4 separate regions of the Mus musculus genome follow, and regions 2, 3 and 4 are each linked to region 1. The links are chromatin loops, found by intact Hi-C in ENCODE. Cell type or tissue: heart. All regions are shown on one strand.

What was found. A loop is a pair of places that touch in the nucleus more often than their neighbours do. Peaks named below come from ENCODE experiments on the same cell type or tissue, not always from the same donor. Only the 100,000 strongest peaks of a DNase experiment are listed, where the experiment ranks them.
Region 2: a loop joins it to region 1, with 2.6 times the contacts of the local background. A loop is called at or near these places in 3 of 42 quality-filtered maps.
Region 3: it touches region 1 in a loop (7-fold over the local background); 39 of 42 quality-filtered maps call a loop at or near these places.
Region 4: a loop joins it to region 1, with 16 times the contacts of the local background. A loop is called at or near these places in 7 of 42 quality-filtered maps.

The regions. Positions count from the first base shown.
Region 1 is chr10:80,173,125-80,178,124 of GRCm38, reverse strand. It overlaps Fam174c (family with sequence similarity 174, member C), which reads right to left. Exons shown (of 3, transcript NM_027207.2): 1 at 4,951-5,000; 2 at 3,800-3,916; 3 at 3,006-3,308. The coding sequence ends at 3,308. Among named protein-coding and RNA genes, the nearest start is that of Fam174c, 2.7 kb to the right of the region's middle. In heart, CTCF peaks have their summits at 2,445 (motif pointing left) and 3,205; DNase peaks (open chromatin) are centred at 2,214, 3,234, 4,574, 4,954 and 4 weaker places; H3K4me3 peaks cover 2,062 bases; H3K27ac peaks cover 1,294 bases.
Region 2 is chr10:80,224,322-80,229,321 of GRCm38, reverse strand. It overlaps Pwwp3a (PWWP domain containing 3A, DNA repair factor), which reads right to left and starts at 2,724. Exons shown (of 14, transcript NM_023431.5): 1 at 2,618-2,724; 2 at 884-1,000; 3 at 242-327. The coding sequence starts at 940. In heart, a CTCF peak has its summit at 2,831; DNase peaks (open chromatin) are centred at 2,831, 3,581 and 3,851; H3K4me3 peaks cover 3,096 bases; H3K27ac peaks cover 3,045 bases.
Region 3 is chr10:80,242,184-80,247,183 of GRCm38, reverse strand. It overlaps Pwwp3a (PWWP domain containing 3A, DNA repair factor), which reads right to left. Exons shown (of 14, transcript NM_023431.5): 14 at 2,040-3,598. The coding sequence ends at 3,541. Among named protein-coding and RNA genes, the nearest start is that of n-TFgaa3, 4.4 kb to the left of the region's middle. In heart, a CTCF peak has its summit at 2,108 (motif pointing right); DNase peaks (open chromatin) are centred at 1,353 and 2,220; H3K4me3 peaks cover 682 bases; H3K27ac peaks cover 1,310 bases.
Region 4 is chr10:80,345,874-80,350,873 of GRCm38, reverse strand. Adamtsl5 (ADAMTS-like 5) reads left to right here and starts at 2,426. Exons shown (of 13, transcript NM_001285435.1): 1 at 2,426-2,518; 2 at 3,249-3,317. In heart, CTCF peaks have their summits at 208, 415 (motif pointing left) and 2,345; DNase peaks (open chromatin) are centred at 403, 1,673, 2,323 and 3,183; H3K4me3 peaks cover 1,973 bases; H3K27ac peaks cover 1,776 bases; H3K27me3 peaks cover 4,547 bases.

The sequences.
Region 1 (5,000 bases):
CGCCAGTGGATTTGAGCAGAAAGCTTTGCCTTCTGTTCTTGTCTGTTGTCTCAAGGTCAGATCCAGAGTGAGGACAGGAACAAAGGCGGCTGTCCCCCACTCTACCTCCCAAGCCTGCCTGTCGCTCCTGAGGACACACAGATGAGGGGAGAGCAGGGCCTCAGAAGGCCTTTTGTTCCAGGGAGCCCTGCCTGGCCACCATAGTGACAGGGAGCCTAGGAAGTCCCATGCCCTCCGCAGGCATCCTGCCTCAGACCATGAGGCCAGTGGTCACTGGAAATAAGACCCTGCCTTGGAGATAGTCAGAGGTCAGGGGCCTACCATGGAGACAAGCATCAATGAAGGTCAGGAGTTACCAGGGTCAAAGGTGGCTTCAGATCCATCAGGTGAGATCTGTTATGGGATATCTGGGTCCTTCAACCATCTGCTGGGGCTGTGTGCTCAGGCCATTGCTCACCCTATGATTCAAACCCACACTGACGGTCTTCAGTGGCCCTGGGCCAACCCTGTCTCCAGGCTTCACTCATCAACCCTGGTTGGTCACCCATGCCCCACCCATGCCACTCTGGTACACAGGGCAAAGCCTCAGGCTCCTGATCTCAGTGTCTGGTGACTCTACAGCCATCAAAGGCCACATTGCCAGGCAGGAGGCTAAAATTATGCCGAGAGAAATTTCTCATTACAGAATAAATTGTACCAAATTGCCCGCCTGAGCTGAGACAGGGCTGGGCAGTTGGGAGTTGGGGGTGGGTTATGGATCCCACAAGTGCCCCCCTTCTAGCTTGCCACCTGCAGAGTAAGGACAGGGTAGATATTTGCCCAACCCAAGCAATAGGCACCCACTGGAGCCCAAAGAAATAATAATCTTTGCATTACTGGCAAACAGAACCTCAGAGGAAATCCTCCCTCCCTCTTGCCTTCTTCTCTTCTCAATGCAAGCACTCCCTCCTCCCTTTTCTATACCCTCCCACCATTCATCCCCCCTCCCATCCCTTCTCATTCTCTCCTGTCTATCATCTTCCCCTCCCCTCAAGCTCAAGGCACAGGTCAGGCTTTGATCCCAAACCCATCTTCCCACAACTAGAACTGTCCAAGTCCCAGCAGACTGCTGTGCCTACCCAGGCCCCTGTTGGGAGAGGCTAGCCTGAGCCCTACAGAGGGACTCAGAGTACCCTGGCCTGCCTTCCCTTTGTGGAACTCCATCCATGTAGGGTCGCAGCTGTCAACTCTTGACTTCCAAAGAAGATGTGACTGGTCTGTGACATGCACTTGCCCCCATGTCCCCAATGGAGCAGCTGACAGCTAGCTCTTTGGGGGCGAGGGGAGCACCAAGAGGCTTGGTTTGCCCATATTGGGGGGATGATGCTTCGGGGGACAGTTTATTTTTTTCCTGTATTGTGGTGTGGCACTCTGAAGGCAATTTACAGGAGTTTGTTCTCTCCTTCAACCACGTGGGTCCAGGGATCAAACTCCGGCTTGGCAGCATGTGGCTTCACCTGCTGAGCCTTTCTGCCAGTCCAAGGCTCAGATTCAGGATGGGTACAGGTGGCAACAGCATTCTGAGTTCAAGCCCCTGGCCCTGCTGTGTGTGTGCTGAGAGCCACCCCAGGTGCACACACTCACACTCCTCACCCCAGGGGCACACACTCACTCCTTGGGCACTCACAGGCTGGCCAGGGCCCAAGGCCTTCCATCTTGCCTGACAGGCCCTTCTCCCAGCTTTCAGCTGTGCAAGAGCACTGGCTAATAGTGCATTAACCTTGATGGAACTGCCAATTACCCCTGCTAATGCTGGGGTTCAGTGACTGCGGATGGTGGTGGGGCCACCCTCCCTGGGAGCAGAAGCAGGGGTGGGGGCTGGGGTCTCTCCTGATCTCATTAGACTAATCACCCTCTCTTTTGAAGCTCCAGCAATGGCTGAGCTGAGGAGCCTGGGGCACAGCTCCAGGGACTAGAACCAGGCCCATATCAGCAGTCATAACACAAAGATGGGGAATGACCAACAGGGCACAGGAACCCCAGACCTGTGACTCAGGAGCTCTGGATTCCCCTGGGTACAAGTTGGGAAAGCAGAACAGAGGTTTCCTGCGGGGAGCACCCCAGGCTGAGGAGAGACCCAGCCACTGAAGGGGGCAGATAGAGACATACAGGGTGGGCTATGGCTTGGCTCTCCATCACACCCAGCCTGACACCAACACTCATAGTAAGTAGGCTCAGCCAGCCTCAGGGACCCAGCTCAGACCAGTGGGAGTATCAGTGGGTATGGAAGTGGAAGAAGTCTGGACACCTATAGGGCAGGAGCTGGACAAGGAGTTCCGACTATGAGGGTTCTGAAAGAGGACCAATAGAGGAGACCTGGTCCCAGAGTAACTGGGGGCGGGGGCGGGGGTGGGGGAGCTGGGAGGCAGGCTAGGTGGTATGTGGCTGCCACCTGGTGGCAATTAGTTGTTATGACCAAGCAGTGTGGACTCAACACTGAGGAAAACTGAGGTTAAGACCTCAAACTGCAAGTGACTTAGCATCCCTATCCCTCTTCCCTAAATTTAAGCACCAGAGAGGCAGGTGACTGGCTAATTCTGAGCTGTAGCCCATAGGATCCTGAGAAACTGCAGTAAGTGACTATACACTGAGCCAGAGTGTCATAACTGGAGCCTTGGAATAGTCTCTCTCGCTCTTACCCTCTTACCCTCTTGCCTCTCTTTTGCCTCTTGCCCCCTTACTCCTAATTCCCTTCCCCCCCCTCTCTACATGGCCATGACCAGGCCCCATTTCTCTACTCTCTCCTTCTCTCTGCCTTTCTCTGCCTCTGCTACCCTCTTAACTCCCCTCCCCATGCCCCGAATAAACTCTATTCTATACTATAAAAAAAGAAAAAGAAAAAGAATAGTCTCTAGGGACAGTGACATGAACAGGAGAGCCCTGTCCTAGGCAGGGCAGCCAGGCATGACACCCTCATTCACTTCACCAGGACACCTGAGTGTGGCATCAAGGGGGAGGTCTCAGATAAGCTACAAAGCCACTCTTCATTTATTGTTGCCAAAGCAGCAGGAAGGCGCACAGAGATCCTCAGGCCCCCTGCTCCATCACACCTTATCAGAGGATGCTCTTGTCCCTTACAGGAGGCAGGCTGACGGAGCAGCCCACATCAGCCTGGCCTTGGGGCCCTCCAGTCTGTGGGCTAGTCTCAATGAGGTCTCTATGCTGCCCCCTAGGGCCTGTGCAGGCTCTGTCCAGGAAGGTTGACATCAGAGCTCACAGAACTACATGTTTTCTCTTGTCCTTGCAGCCTGTCATCTCCATCTCAACATCTGCAAGGGAAGGAACAGGACAAGATATGGTATTGAAGGATGGGACTGGTTGGGCCTCCTTCCAACCCAGCCCAGCCCAGCCTGTAGAAGGTGATGTCCCTTGCAGGTCCACCAGGGTAGGGAGAAGAGACCACAGAAGATGATAAAGTTGGTGTCCAGGGCCCTTGGAAAGCCAGATCTAGTGCCTATTGTGGTCTTGGCTCTATAGCAGCCATCACCAGGACAGGACACTCAACTCTGCTCAGAACCCTGAGGAAGCCACCTTTGTTCTCATTGCAGTTCTGCTCTACCCTCTGTGGTACCACATTCCCTGTGTGGCACTTTCCTCCAACATCTGTTTCCATTAGAGCTTCCAAAACCCCTATTGACACTCCACCTTCTTGGCACACTCCCAGCCCCTCACTGGGGGATTCTAGCTCTGAGATAGACCCTGAGCCCTTTTAGAGACATTGTCCCTTGCTAGTTTGTCTCAGTGATGAAGTCCTTCCTACCATCTCAGATTCCTGGTTTCAAAGACAGTCTCTTCCTCGCTGTCCTGAGAGGCCATCTCTTCATGCTCCTCCGTGTTGGTCAGGAGCCCATACCTCCTTCGCTGTGACTTCTTGAGTCTGCAGGACAGAAACACCCTCAGAAACAACTTCAGCACGGGTGACACCAAGTCCAGGGTACCCACGCAATGCTTCCCTCCACCCCCAAAGCACTTGCCAGATGTGAATCCTTTGTCATAAGAACTACAAGTGCTCCAGGCGTGGAGGCGCACGCCTTTAATCCCAGCACTCGGGAGGCAGAGGCAGGCGGATTTCTGAGTTCAAGGCCAGCCTGGTCTACAAAGTGAGTTCCAGGACAGCCAGGGCTATACAGAGAAACCCTGTCTCGAAAAAAAAACCAAAAAACAAAAACAAAAAAACAAAACCCAAACTATAAGAGCAACTCTTGGCATAGTGAAAACCACGGAGGTAGAGGCATGGATACTATTGGGTTGGATTGCCAGCCACAGCTTCCTAATTAAAGCACAAGGCACTGTCATAGCAGCTAAGAAAAAAATGGAAGATGAAAGGCTGGTTTCTTTTTTCTTTGATTCAGTGTATTGCAACACAGGCTGACCCTTAACTTCTGATCATCCTGCCTCCAGTTCCAAGTGTTGAGATGACAGACATGTATCAGCACACAGCATTTTGCAGGTGTTAGGCAAAACTTTTATGAGCCTCAGCCAAGGAAAGAATTTCTGCAGTTTTTGCAGTACAGCACGTTTTTTCCCACCCCTGTCACCACACCACCAGAGAGGCTGAGTTAGGAGGATGGCCATACTGCGGTCGCTGCCCACCTCGTCAGCCTTAAAATCACAATTAAAGAGACAAGAATAAGAACCAGTCGGCCGGGCGGTGGTAGCGCACGCCTTTAATCCTAGCACTTGGGAGGCAGAGGCAGGCGGATTTCTGAGTTCGAGGCCAGCCTGGTCTACTCTACAGAGTGAGTTCCAGGACAGCCAGGGCTATACAGAGAAACCCTGTCTCGAAAAACCAAAAAAAAAAAAAAAAACAAACAAACAAAAAAACCCAGTCGGCAGCCTGAATCACGTGCCCTCCCGCCCATTTCCTCCTCCCCCTGACTCACTAGATGCTGATTGGCCGCGCTAACGCACCTAAAAGCCCGGATGAGGAAGTAAAGCGAGATCAGGCCGCAGAGCCCAGT
Region 2 (5,000 bases), 51 kb before region 1:
AGACCCCGCTTCCTGCAGCTCCCCTGCACCTCATAGACTAAAATCTCCAACCTGAAATGTGTGTCAAATAAAATCTATTGTCCTCCCTCTAAGATTCTCAGCGTGGAGACACAGAAGCAGAGAACTCCTAAGCCCAGCAGAAACAGGCTTCTCTTTCTTCTGTGAGAAGAGTATCAGAAACCTCAGACAGAAGGGGAGAGACAGTATTAGGAAAACAAAAACAAAAACAAGCACACTTAACTTTTCCTTCAGCGAGAGTATCTGAACATCTAGGAAGAATTCCTTCTTTTTCTTGTTTTTTGCTGAAGTCTCGGTTCTGGCCAAAACCTAAGTGTAAAAAAAGTAGAAATAAAAATAAAAAAGAACTCTTGTTATGGCAGTGGAGGGACAGACAGCGGGAGCCTTTCCCGGGTGGCAGCCACAGGATTAGCAGAGACCTGATGTGAACTCTTATTCAAGTATAAACTGAGGCACCGGAGCCCTAGGCCATCCCAGGACAGGGCAGGAGCTCAGCACTTCCTCTGACTTGCTAGAAGGAACACCCCAAACACTACAGTTATTCCTGTCTGGGGCTCCTAGCAAGGCACTCCCTGTGGTCACAGCCTTCTGAGCCTTTTTATAGATGACTCTTTTTTTGTTTTTTTTTTTCCCCCTTAGTGTGAGAAATAATTAAAGACAATTCTGGATCTAGGGCCTCCTAAGCGCCAGACCAAAACCCCCTGGAGTGGAGGGAACCCTGGGACTCGTGCCAGCAGATCCCAGTGCCGAGCATTCAGGCTCGGCTCTCTCTCATAGTTACTCTGAGGAACAGAGCCTGATGAAGACTTTATTGTCACCAAAAGTCATTTCTAATTCCTGAAATTAAGAGAATAAGGGCTGTCACCTTCGCAGGCCACAGTCGCTTCCCCCATCGGCAGAGGACATACTTGGCATCCGTCATGACTCAGAAAGGAGTATCTGGGCGTGCGGTGGTACAGGCTTGACTGAGGCCAGAGGTCCCCTGCAATGAAATGTGTTTTAGAAAGGTGCTGCTTGCAGCAGTGAGGTTCACACAGACACAATCTTCCAGGGCAGAGGCTAGCCGCACACCCAGCTTCTAGGACACAGGTCAATTCAGAGCCTGGTCTTGAGACGTTGGGCAAAGAGCCAAGTGACAGTCAAGTGCAGGGCCCTGGAATTTGAGGAAATGTCTTGTTTTCTGTAAATAAAATTTAACAGATCCCCTCTTTAAGGTTGCACGCAAACTATGCTGCAGCAGCAAAGCTCACAAGCCCTCCCTGCCTCGGGCCTGAAGGGTGGCTGCAGCACACACCACACTCCACATACCCCATTCCCTGGAAGGACAGGGACAGATGCAGGGTTCTGGCAGAAGCAGCCAGGGCTGTGAACAGAAATGGAAAGATGGGGGAAGGGGGACCAAAGCAGCAGGAAGGACGGCAGGAACAAGGGAACTACCAGCAGAAACAAGGGTTTATGTAGTAGAAGGGATCGTAGAAGCAGGAAAGGTTTTCCAGAGGGATTACAGGCAGCAGAGTTGGGGGAACAGGGTTCCCAGCAAGGATGGGAGTTCATTAAAGCAGGGTGGGGTTTCAGGAGATAACAAGGGCTCTGCAGCGTTATGGGAACTCAGACAACAAAAGATGAGGCTCAGGTAACAAGGACTGGGGTTTGGGCAGCAAATATGTCCATAGCAAAGAAAGAGGTTCAGGTAGGAGTCAGGTAAAAGAGGTGGGGTTTGCAGTAGGGAAACAAAGATGGGGTTCACAGAGGAACTGAGATTCAAGCTGCAGAAACTTGAGTTCAGCAGGAAATATAGGGTTTACAGCAATGAATGGGAGGTCAGGCTAGAGGGAGTTTGGGCGCGGAGACTGCGATTCTGACATGAAACTCAGAGTTCACAACAGGGATAAGGTTCGAGCAGCAAATTGGGGGCTTAGACTGCAGAGAGGGGGTCAAAGGGAAGAAATAAGGCAAGAAATCCAGAATTTTCAGCAAGGACATAAATTCAGGCTGCTGAGACAGGGTACCAAGCAGTAAATTCACGATTCAGGCGGCACGGGGTGTGTGTGTGTATGTGTGTAATGTTGGGTTGATACTGCAGAGGTCGAGGTATCCGGTCAATAAGGGGCCTCCAGCAGGAAACTCGGGGTCTTAGCAAGGACACGGGTTCAGGCTGCAAAAAAGGGGTATAAGGTAGGAAACTCGGGGCTCAGGTTGCAGAAGAGAGATATAAGGCCGGAAATACGGGGTTCAGGCTGCAGAAGATAGGGATCAGGCCGGAAATACGAGGCTCTCGGCAGGGATGGGGCTCAGGCTGCAGAGAAGGGGACTTAGGTCAGAAACACAGGGTTTGCACCAGGAAACGAGGTTCTCAGCCCCCCAGGGGCCTCGGCCGCACGTGGGCCCTGCGCAGAACCGGACGCGGCCCAGCTGGTCCAGCCCAGCCGCCGCCCTTCCCCAGGCTCTCCGCCTGCACCCCGCCCGGCCCTCCCCAGGCCGCAGCGGGCTCACCCACCCAGCCCGCCTGACGCGGCGTCCGAGCCTGAGCGACCAGGCCGCGGCGGTCCCAACGGCGGAAGCCCGCCCGCCAACCGCCGCCGCAAGCCCGCGCGCTCACCGCCTCCGCCGCCGCGCAGATCCCCGCGGGCTAGGGGCGGGGCCTGCCTCACAGCGGCGCCGAGTCCCGCCCGCGCCGCCGCCCAATGGGAACTGCGTACCTGCGCCTCGACCCCGCCCCCCAAGAGCGCGCCACCTCCTGCGGGCCACGCCTCAGCCCATCGGTCACGCCCTCCACCGCCTTCCCTCCTGCCCAACTTGTGGAGTGCGCGGCGAGGGCTCCCCCTGGGCCCGAGGCAGGGTAGACCGGGAGGCCCGCTCCAAGTCCCACCCCCCGCTGCTGGCCAATAAGAAGATGGAGCTCACATCATGGCCCCTCCCACAGACGGCGGCGGCCTCCCTAGACCACGCCTCAGCCCGTAGTCCACGCCCCAGTTTTCCTACATCCTGCAATGGTTCCTGAGACGGAAAGTGGGCCCTTTTTCCAGACAGATTTCCGCCTGCGAGCAGCTATGCGAAGACAGAGGGGGGTTGGGAAGGCGAAGGCCTCACGAGCTCCTCACAGACTTCTAGTACCTTCCAGCTTCCGAAGTAACCCGATTCCCACCCCAGAAGGAAGTTATCCCACCTATGTGGGAAAAAAAAAAAGCCATCCAGTGAGGATGCCCAAGTCCTGAAGTGGAAAATAGAATGTGAGATGGCCTCATACCTAGGTCCCCAAGCATAGTCAGCGACTGGGAGGGAGGGGGGCTGCATCCAGGACCTGTATCCATGGACTTTTCTAGAACTGGAAGTTTCCAGTTTGGCTGCCGACAAATGTTTTTGTTTTTGTTTTTTTGAGACAGGATCTTTCTGTATAGCTGTGGCTGTCCTGGTACTCACTTTGTAGAGACCAGGCTGGCCTCAAACTCTACCTGCCTCTGCCTGCCAAATGCTGGGATTAAAGGCGTGTGCCACCACTGCAGGTGAGGTTCACACTCAAATTCTTAACTAAGGCAGTTAGGCTGCTCACCTGAGCAATGTCACTGACCTGGTCTCTCATGACTGTTTTTCCTTTTTAAAATGGTTTACTTATTCCCATTTCATGCGCATTGGCGTTTGCCTGCATGCATGTCTGTGTGAAGCCATCAGATCTTGGAGTACTACAGGAAGTTGTGAGGGGCCACGTGGGTGCTGGGATTTGAACCTCCATCCTCTGGAAGAGCCATCTCTCCAACCTAAGTGTTTTTCTACTGTGCTTATTACAGATGGAGAACAAGTGTTGTTGTTGGCCACAGAGGTGAGATGACGGGCCTGCACCCTGGGTGTCATTAGGATGGTGGCTTGTGCCACAAGTGACATGGGGTCAGGAATCCCAGGCCCAGAAGCTTAGATGGCAGTACTAGGGTCTCCTGACAGCACTGGCCAAAGTGGGCAGTGTGTGTGTGTTCTAGGCCACTGATTCTCAGGTAATTCTCTTGAAGTGAGGATTGTCACATTGTCACCACCAAGCATTACTGGTCTGCATAAGCTTGGAGGTTATGCGTGGTGGAGGGGATGTGGGTGAGTGGGTGGTGTGAGCGTGTCCGTGGGATGCATGGGATGGCCAGGTCTCTCAGCAAGGTTGGTTCTATAGGTTCACAATTGAAGCAGAAGCAGTGAGCAAAAGATGGTAATGTAAGGAATTAGTTAAACCCAGTCACCAGTTAACCAACCCATTCATCAGTTTAGCCGTTTACTAATCAACCCATCCATTTAGTAACCTCTTCATGGTTTAACCAACTTGCCAGTTGATCCATTCATTACTAACTCACTTACCCATGAACCAGTTAACTTGGTCCCTGTTTAACCCACTCACTATGAACTCTCTTCTTCCTCAGCTTCAGTGAACAGATGTGCCAGGGTCGGGCACCCAGGAACAGAGGCCTTGACCCCCATTGCTAGTGCATTTTCCCATGTCTTTTCCTGTTGGGGGTCCTCTGAGATTCCATGACAAGTGACTGTCCTGTCCATTATGCACTGAATATCCTACATCAGGGCTAAACTGTAAAACTTGAGCAGGGACACAGTGAGGGCAATGCGGTTCCTCCTAAGGTCCCCTCACGACCTAACTGGGGTCTTGGATGTTGGGAATACCAGTGCTATGCTACCTTAATTCAGAGGAGATTGTGATGTTCCAATGTAATCTTTCAGAACATCCACAATTGGAAGTTCCCTGGACTAGCAGTACGTGTAGACTTCAGTCTTAGATTGAGTTCACTGCTACATGCAGTGCATCTCTCAGCTCTCAGCAGTGAACAAAGAGAAAGAGTCTGGGGAGAAGGCTCAGGAGCTAGAGTGCTAGCCATGCAAACTCAAGGACCTGAGTTCGATCCCAGGAATCCATAACAAAAACCCAGGTGTAATGATGCATGCCTCTAATCCTGTCTCTGGATGCCTGGAGTTTAGGCTCATATGCACAGACA
Region 3 (5,000 bases), 69 kb before region 1:
CTGTGTAAGAGGAAGAGCTGAGTATGGTGGCGAGCACCTGGAATTCTGACATTTGAAAGGCTGAAGCAAGCAGATCTGCATGAATTTGAAGCCTGCCTGGTCTTCATAGATCCGGACAGCCAAAGCTGCATATAGAGACCTTGTCTCAAGACAGAGGCAAAGAGACACACTGACTAAAGTAGGGTCCCTGTGGAGTTGAGGCCACTTTGTGTTACATAGTGTTTGGGACACATTTGGTACTAAACAGTGGGAGAGGCAGCCGGATAGCTCAGTATATCAGAGACACTTGCCACCAAGCCTGACTACCTAAGTTCCAACCACATAGGGAAAGATGTTCTCCAACCTACACACATACACACACACACACACATTCACACACAAGTTCGAACACCCATACCCACTCCCACACCCACTTGCCTTGCCCCTCCCACAACAAATACAGTACATTCTAGACAAGGGTGGGATATGGTTTGGTGGTGGGACATGAACACGATTTTGGTTCATTCTGAGCACTGCAAAAGTCCAGGCGAGTTCAGGGTCTTCAGCCTGATGATATTTATCCCATTGCCTCTGATGTAGTATCAACTAACTGCACCCCCCTCTTTTTTTAAAAGGTTTATTTATTTATTATATATAAGTACACTGTAGCTGTCTTCAGACACACCAGAAGAGGTCATCAGATCTCATTACAGATGGTTGTGAGCCACCATGTGGTTGCTGGGATTTGAATTCTGGACCTCTGGAAAAGCAGTCAGTGCTCTTAACCACTAGCCATCTCTCCAGCCCCTCAACTGCCCCCTCTTGATTACCCCCCATCTACAGACCATGGACGAGTACTCCTTGTCACCAGGCTCTGGGAAACATGCTCTAGCTGTGGCTTGAGGAGGATTGGTCAGTGTGTCTGGTTGCCTGACAGATGGACAGCAGTCAGGCAAACAGAGTAGTGCTCAGGCAGGAATCCAGAGCTTCAAGGACATCACAAGAACAGGTCAGGAGGGAATGAAAGGGCAGCTTGGGGCTTTGATAGCTGTGGGCAAGAAAGTTGGGGATGATGGAACAGGAAGAGATGAGGAGGAAGGGGAGGAGGGGTGGATGGGGAAGGACACTGCAGTGCAAGATAGAGAGGCAAGATGGACCTAGGGTCACTTCCCATTTTCATGGCGTGGCGCAGCACCTGGCACGGCACAAAAGATCCACAATCCACTCGCTAATGTGCCTGGGTCAGGACCTCTATGTCTCTGCTGCCCATCTGCTGCTTCTTGAGGAGTCTGAGTCTTTTTACCTTGTGGTGCCTGGGCTTCCAGTGAGACACGAGTTAAGGTCCCTGAGATACAGGTGGGAAAATACCACTAGATGGCACCAGGGAGCCGAGGGATTGTAGAGGTTTTTGGAGGGAAGGAATATCAACCGGCAGAAGAGGCCACAGGCTTATCTCCACCACAATGGGACAGGAGGAGAAAAGGCCTCTTGAATCCTAGCTGTGGGACACTGGGTAATGTCTAGGGAATGTGCCCACTTCAACTGGGACATTCCTGTCCTATAGGCTGGCCAGTGATGCACCTATCATCAACTATAGGGCCTTGGATACCCTAAAAGTGACCCATCTGGTGTCAGAGATCTGAGGCCCTGAGGGGCATGTGGGAGTCACAGAGGATGTGGGGGGCACTGACAAGACAGGGATGAGGGAATCATATCTGGTATCTCAGCCCCTCCAAATCAGCCAGATCATAACCCAAGGTGTAGAGAGAAATGTGGCCTCCAGACAAGTTGAAATACAGGCCATTGTCACCCACAGGATGCAGGGCTTTAAAGGGTGTTTAAGGTGCTGCTCTAGGGAGATGCTGCAGGCCCTGACTGAATTTGTGACCATTCTGTCTCCAAGATGGTCTGTGTATGGACCCCAGGTGGAAAGCAGGGTGTTGTTTGCCCCAGGCCCACCACACAGGGGAGTAGTGGGGCCAGGTGAAGTGCCACTCCCAGTGTGAGACAAGCCTGTCCTGGGGAGAAGCTACTCTTTTTTTTTTTTTTTTTTTTTTTTTAAAGATTTATTTATTTATTTATTATATGTAAGTACACTGTAGCTGTCTTCAGACACGCCAGAAGAGGGCGTCAGAGGAGAAGCTACTCTTAAGGCCACAGTCGGGCACAGCAGTGAAGACTGTAGCTACTGAGGAGGAACTTGCACTGGGTTTCTTGCGGTTCTGAAAAGCCTCTCACTCCCTGACAGAGCTGTACATGGACCAAGGGCAGACCCATTTCCCAGTGCCAACAAGAAGCTGAGTTCCTGGCATCAGGCCTCTTCTGGGCAGAAGGCCCTGACAGCAATATTCTGATACCTCAAATCCAGTGTCCCTTCCACGGGTGGTCCCTATGGATGGTAGGACAAGCTGCAGCCTGAACAAGGTCTCTGACCTGGTTCTCCGTGACCCCAATTTCAACAAAGATGGTAGAGAAATTTGAGTCGAGAGGCCACAGACAGTGCTGCTCAGCTGTGCCTGTCCTGACAGGCCACGTCTGTACTCACCTATCTCATACCATCCTGGCGCGATGTGCTGTCCGATGCAGGGGTCTAGGGTGATGCTTAATCATCCCCATCTCATTCTGGGATGGCCACAAGTGTCAAGGACACCCATGTGTTCCATATCCAGCAACCCAACACCTGGCTGAGTATCCTATGGGCTTTGCAGCTGGCTGGCATAGCTCAGCATAGGGCTGTCCACTGCTACTAGTGGCTTCACCCTCGCTCTGGGTGGACAGAGCTTCCACACAACCACGGTGAGATCGTGCATCCATGGCAACCATGCAGGAATCTGCCTTTTCTTATTGTCATCCCCACCATCCTCGGTCCAGAAGAGGTTTTTAGGTGGGGTGGTGGGGCCAGGCTAGAAGCCAGTGGCAGCCCTGCGTAATCAGTGCTTGGCTGGGGGCGCAGGGGAACAGAGAGCATGGGGTGGGGATGAACGCTGCTGGCCTGCCCGGCCTTGCAAGACTACAAGGAGCCCAGTGAACAAACATGTTCCCACCTCCCTAACATCTCCCACCTGCAAAGACTGTTCCTGCAAGAGTCCCCACTGCCTGCTCACCACACAGGAGAGGCAGAGAAGATTCCAGAAACTGGAGAGGAAATAAGCAGAACAATGAATGCCAGGGCAACATGTCAATGCTCTGGGAGTCACGTGTTCAGGTCAGTCTTTCCAGAAATGTCTGTAGGGCGGGCACACCAAGCAACATGGGACATAGAGCGCACATGCCAGCCACACTGTGCAATGACTATGACACATATGCATTCAAACGCATTTATAAACAAAATAATTAAAAAAAATAAAACCAGACATACACATGTATACACAAAAACACACAGAAACTTCCAGAAAGCAGCTGTTCATAGATGGCAGCAGGCATCTGATGGCATCTGATCTCCCAGACTTAGGCTGAAGACGTAGAACCCACGCACAGGTCAAAGTTCTCACACTCCTAGGCCTGGTGGAGGCCTCTGGCAGGTCACACCCAGTGCTGGCCGGCCAGGTGCAGACTGCGGCATCAGCGACGGCGTCGGTTCCTCTCCTCCAGGAGTTCATTGTCAAAGATTTCCTTTTCCCTTCAAGAAACAAGAGACTGCCCGTGAGAGGCACCAAGTGGGCACCAGCGACTCTAGAACAATCAGCAGTGGCATGGGCTGAGTGTGCATTTATGCATTGAAGGAAACAGGCCACGAAGAAGAAAGATGCTCTGCCATGGCAGAATAGCCAACAGCAATGCCGGCACCGATGGGGACACTGCAGTCTGGAAGCTTTCAGCTTTTAGGGCAATGGCATGGGGCAGAAAGAGCTGCTGACTGCCACACAAGATACAAAGACAGTAAATTTTATTGCACTGAATCTGGGGATGGAACAGAGGGCTCCATGCAGACAAGTACTCTGAGCACTGAGCACAGCCCCAGACTGATTTTTTTTATGTGTGTGACAAAGACTCACCTAGCCCAGGCTTGATCTTACATCCTTCTGCTTCACTTTGCCCAATCACCCTTGCTCTAAAGAATATTTCAGGAGCTGGACAAATGGCTCAGAGACTAGAACAACTTGCTGATCTTGCCCAGGACCCGAGTTCAGTTCCGATCACCCACCCCATCCCTAACTCCATTTCCAGGGCATCCAAGGCCCTCTTTTGACAGGCACCAGGCACACACAGGTATCCATGCACACACATGCACAATATGGAGGCCATAGGGTGACATCAAGCATGTCTCTCATTCTCCACCTTGGTTTTGGAAACGGGACTCCCACTCTGAACCTGGTATTTGCTGATTAGGGTGCTGACATTGAGCCCAGAATATCTACCCCTTCCCAGGACTGGAACTGGCACACACAACCATCCCCAGCCTTTCACAGCAGGCCTGGGGGCAGCAACACCCAGCACTCTGCTGACTGAGATAGCTTCTCCAGCCCAGACAGGCTTCTCCTCACCTCACAAGTGCTGGGATGAGAGCACTACAGTTATGTACTTAGCATGGAGCCCGTGACTGCTGAGAGCTGGGGACTGGACCGCAGCCTGAGGGTCTGTACAGAGGCCTTTGCTGCAATGTTATCTCAGGGTCAGAATCCTGCAAATGACAGGAGCTGATACTCTTGACCGAGTCAGTGGACGTCGCCACCTAATATGGCTGCCCTGGGTACCAGGAGGCCCTGTGCCAGTGGTCCCACCGTCCTCCTGGGGATGCCAACTTATTTTTAGAGGCAATGAACCCAGGATGAGGCTCTGGATGGAGACCCTATTTGTGACTGCAGTGGCATCCTCTGCCTGTCACTGCCCTGCCTGCCTCCCACTGAAGTCTGGCAGCATGCCCAGAGGTGGATTAGAGGCTCTGGGGCCACACATCTTAGGAGTGCTGTAGGCGACAGGACAGGCAGCTTCAACCCGCTGCCCTGCTGACGGCTACACTGCCTCTTAATCTAGCTCTGTGCTCTCTATCAGCCACACGGGAGCAGGCGGGGCAGAGCCCT
Region 4 (5,000 bases), 170 kb before region 1:
GTGCTGGGAACGACACCCAGGCTCTGTCCGTGCTCGGTGATGCTTGTGCCAAACTCAAACATCCTATGCAGCTGGGGATAACCTCCAACTCCGATCCTCCTACCTCCGCTTATCCAGTGCTAGGATGACAAGTGTGTATGGCTACACCCACTTGTTAAATGTTTAAGTACCTGAGTCAAGCTGTTGGCCATTTGGTTTGCAAGCTCTGGTCTTACAGATAGCTGAGAGTCCCACTAAGCCCTGTCCCCTGCCCCAATCCCATCCTGGCAGAGGTGAATGGGTCCTAGAAGGCGCTCCGAGGGTGGTAACCCGGCTGGAAGTGGGTGTGGATCAGAGCTGTCCCCAGCAGGCTGCACTGTCCTGAGCAAACTTAGGGGAGCTCTGGAGCCCTGGTGCACCCTCTGCTGGACTGAGTCAGAACTGCAGGGAAGTGCCCCACAGTGCCTGCTGTGTGCACACCCTGCAGAGCATACCACCTTCTGTATATGCTCCTGTATGACACAGTGCCCGCTCTATGGCCTCCTTGTAGGCCTCAGCTTTTGACGGGTGCCGGCTTCACTGCGATAGTCTGCTTTAGGAAAACTGGGGAAAGAGCCATGTTCACTGGACACACTCTCTTCAGAGCGTAGTGTCTACTGTAGGCAGTGGCTGCACAGCAAAGTGCCTACTGTATGCTATCCCTGCAAGGGAGAGGGCCTATTGTACATATGCACCTATTGTATATACTGTGAGCTATATGCTCGCTCTGCCAGACACAGTGTTTCCTGCACACTTGTATCATGAAGGACGGGGCACCTAATGTATACTCCCCTTCAGTGCCTACTATGTGCACTACCTGGATAGTATATCTGTTGCATATTTTCTCCTGTAAATCTATGTCTGCTGTATATCCTCCATGCAGAGTGCATGCCTACTGTATACCAGGACAGAGTGCATGCCTACTGTATACCAGAACAGAACTCCTACTGCACGGGCCCCTCTCTCTCCCTAACACGGTCCTCATCTTTGCTTTGCTGAGGTCCCTTCCTTTCACAGCAGGACGTCAGGATTGTCTCTCATTCTCCTGCTGACCCTGGCTAGGCCACCCTTGCCTCTAGCCCCTTTAGTGGTTATATGTTCTGTAGGGGTTCTCCTCACAGCCCATGCCTGGCCTTAGCATCTTTTCTTCAACAGGATGATGGGTGTCAGAAATCGGAGTCATGGCCATGCATGGCCACCTCCCCACACTGGGCTTGGCTGCTGGGCCATAGCTGTGTGCACACAGTGACTTGCATAATAATGTCACGGAGTGGTCACACTCAGAGATGTTTCCAGCGGCTGTCCTGTGCTGAGCCCTGTCCAGAGGACCTCCCTGAGGCAGGTGTATACAGCAGACACTGTCCTCTATGTGTAGTAAATACTGCAGGCAGTCTGCTTTTCAGGGAGTGCATACAGCAGGCACCGTGCCCTGTGAGGAAAGCGGGCCAGAGGTCAGCCAGGTGGGCTTCCTAGAGGAGGCGAGTTCAGCGCCCAGGAATAGCATGGTCCACACAGCACTGATCATCGCAGTGCGGCGTCCTTCTGCCCGGCTGCCGGGAGGCTACACGAAGGCGATGGGGTCAGGGGGTCCACAAGAGGCTGGCAGAGTGCCGGGAATGGGAAACTGAGGCGGAGGGCTTGAGGCCAAAACCAGTGGAGAGAAGCAGCACTGGCGTCCAGGCCTAGAGGGCGGGACCGGGTGGAGCATTGGTGACGGCAGCGCCTGGGAATGTGGGGCAGGGAGGGTCCCTCCGCCCCCAGCGGGCGCGCGGGGCCTCGTGAGGGGATGCTTGGGACTCGAGTGAGGAGTCGGGGGGCGGGGGGGGTGGAGATGCGAACCAAGGCAGGAAGGTCTAACTGGGGAATGATGTGGACCAGCGTGGAGAGGTCTAATTGGGGGTAACAGGGACGGGGTGGGAAGTCCCAGTTGCAGGGATGATGGAGACCTGGGTTGGGGTCCCAGGGATTGTTGGGACAGAGCTAGGAGCCTGGCCTGAGTGGGTGATGGGGATGAGGAGAGGAAATCTGGCGTATCTGGCTGCGGGGTGCTACGGAGCAGGACGGGGTACTGAGAGTGAGAGGGCGCCCTGGCATGGACTATCCCACCCCAAGCCCCAGCGCTAGGCACATTCCCTGGCCCTGAGCGCGGCGCCCGGAATAGCAGTCCAGTCACCCCCGCGCACCGCCCCGCAGCTGCACTTCCCAAGGTCACTGGCACCCAGGATATCAGGACCAACGCTGGGCCGCTGAGCTGCGCTGTCAGACACAGTAGGTCAGCCCCCTGCCGCAGGTCCGGGCCCAACGCGTGCGCCCTCTCCTGCCGCACGAGGGCGCCCTTGGCCTGCGCCCTCGGTGACCCCAGCCTGGGCGCGCCTAGGAGGCCCGGGTGGGAGGGATCGACCGAGTTCGCAGTCCCGCACTTTGGGGCCCCGCCGCTTCCGCCAGTCCCCGGGGCGTCCCGGGGAAACTTGGACGTATTGCCTTGGGCTCTCAGCAGATGGTAAGTCCCTCTTCCCATCCTGCCACTATTCCACCCGGTGTGGCGGCGGGGATGAGATTGGTTTCTTTCCCTGCTCGGAGCGAAAGCAGCAATCCCTAGGATGGTGGGTGAGTTTGGGGGTCGCACTTCCTACGGGATGGGACTGAAACTCAGGAGACCGACACCCCAGTGACTGGTGCACCAATGCGGGAGAGGGATGCAGTGCTAGATGCGGTGCTCGGGAGAGGGCATTGACAGACATGGGTAGGAGCCCCCCTCACGAAGGGGGTTATGAGATGGCCTTCCCCAGCCTCCTTCTTCCTTCCTTCCCGGGACAGCCCAGTTTCTGGGCCCGCAGAAGGAAGGGTCCGGCGAGTGTCTTGAAGCAGTTCCCGTGAGTTTCCAATTTACAGCCATCTCGGTCCCAAGGTGTCCTAAAGGACATCAGATTGGCTGACAACCGGAGAGACCCTGGTTCCAGCCGGGCCGGGGTACTTTTGTCCTCCTTACCCCTTTTTCAGGTACCTGGACCCTGTGGGCTGCAGATCTTTGAGAGCCCGTGTGCCCTTCAGAGAGCCTGGCCCGGGCCCAGAAGGGACTCACTTCATCTTGGTTCCCTTCCCTCCTGGCTGGTCTTGCCAGGCTGGGATCACGAGGAGGAGGGCGTCGGCTGAGAATGACTTCATCCGGTCTCTACAGTTGGGGAAACTGAGACCTCCACTCAGCCCCACCCTGCTCTTCTTGTCCGCAGATCCTCTAGGCACCGCAGCCCGCAGCTCTGGCAGATGAGACCATGACCCACGTGTTGGCAGGAGGCCAGGTCAGCCGCCCAGCGCCTGCCACGGGGTGGGGTTGGGGGTGGGGAGGAGGTCCCTTAGGCTATGGGGTACCTGGGAGCACAGCGGTCCCCAGAGGCTGGGGGGCAGCTGGGAGGGGGACATCCATTCCACCCTGAGTTTCTGGATGAGCCTCCATTAATTATCCCTCTACAGGCTCTCAGAGACTCAGGGATGGGGTTCCGCGGGTTTTCACTGCACAGATGGGGAAACCGAGGCCTGGAGAAATGGAATGGTTGGTTCCTGGCCACCCAGGAAGGTAGATGAAAGGGGTGACTAAACTTGCAGCCACCTAAAAACTGTCCTTAAAGGATTCCTTGTGCATTATAAAAGAACACACTGGGGCTGGTGAGATGGCTCAGTGGGTAAGAGCACCCGACTGCTCTTCCAAAGGTCCTGAGTTCAAATCCCAGCAACCACATGGTGGCTCACAACCATCCGTAATGGGATCTGACTCCCTCTTCTGGAGTGTCTGAAGACAGCTACAGTGTACTTACATATAATAAATAAATAAAAATCTTTAAAAAAAAACAAAAACAAAATAAAAGAACACATTGTCTATAGGAAGAACTGATTAAGGTGGGTGTGTGGCAGTCCAGGACTAGCAACTTTGTCCCAGGAGGCTAAGGGAGGAGGATTTTTCAGAGTTTGAGCCTAGCCTGAGCTACAGATCAAGACTCCCATCTCAAAAGGAAAGCAGAAGCCTGTCCTAGAGCAAAAGCCCAGTGCCCACTGTCCAGGAGCTAGTAGGGGAGGCAGGAAGGTCACGAGTTCAAGGTTATCCTTAGCTACTCAGGAAGTTTAAGACCAACCTGGGCTACAAGACCCTATCTAAAAAAAAAATAAAAAAGAAAAAAAGAAAGCTGGGCGTGGTGATGCACGCCTTTAATCCCAGCACTCGAGAGGAAGAGGCAGGCGGATTTCTGAGTTCGAGGCCAGCCTGGTCTACAAAGTGAGTGCCAGGATAGCCAGGGCTACACAGAGAAACCCTGTCTTGAAAAACCAAAAAAAGAAAAAAAGAAAAGCACGTGTGCAAATCTTTAGTCCCAGCACCTGGGAGGCAGAGGCAGGCGGGCCTCTGTGAGTTGACAGACCAGCCTGGGCCACATAGAGAGTTTTGGGACAGCCTGGATTACATAGCGAGAGTGTCTCAAATAAACACAGGAGGAGGTGGAGAGATGCTCAGTGTTCAAGATCTTTTTTTTTTTTAAGATTTATTTATTTATTATATGTAAGTACACTGTAGCTGTCTTCAGACACTCCAGAAGAGGGAGTCAGATCTCCTTACGGATGGTTGTGAGCCACCATGTGGTTGCTGGGATTTGAACTCCTGACCTTCAGAAGAGCAGTCGGGTGCTCTTACCCACTGAGCCATCTCACCAGCCCAGTGTTCAAGATCTTACCTTGCTCCTTAAGAGAACCCACAATTGGTTCCAAGCACCCATGCCAAGTTGGGAGCAACTGTAGCTCAGCTCAGCGAAGGGAGTCAATGCTGCTGGCATCTTCCAGCGCTGCACTGTGTGCATGTGTGTGCACGCGTGTGTGTGTGCATGCATGCATGTACACATGTATGTATATGTATGCTGTTTTCAAGACACAGTGGTCCTGGCTGTCCTGAAATTCACTCTGTAAACCAGGCTGGCCTCGAACTCAGATCTGCCTGTCTC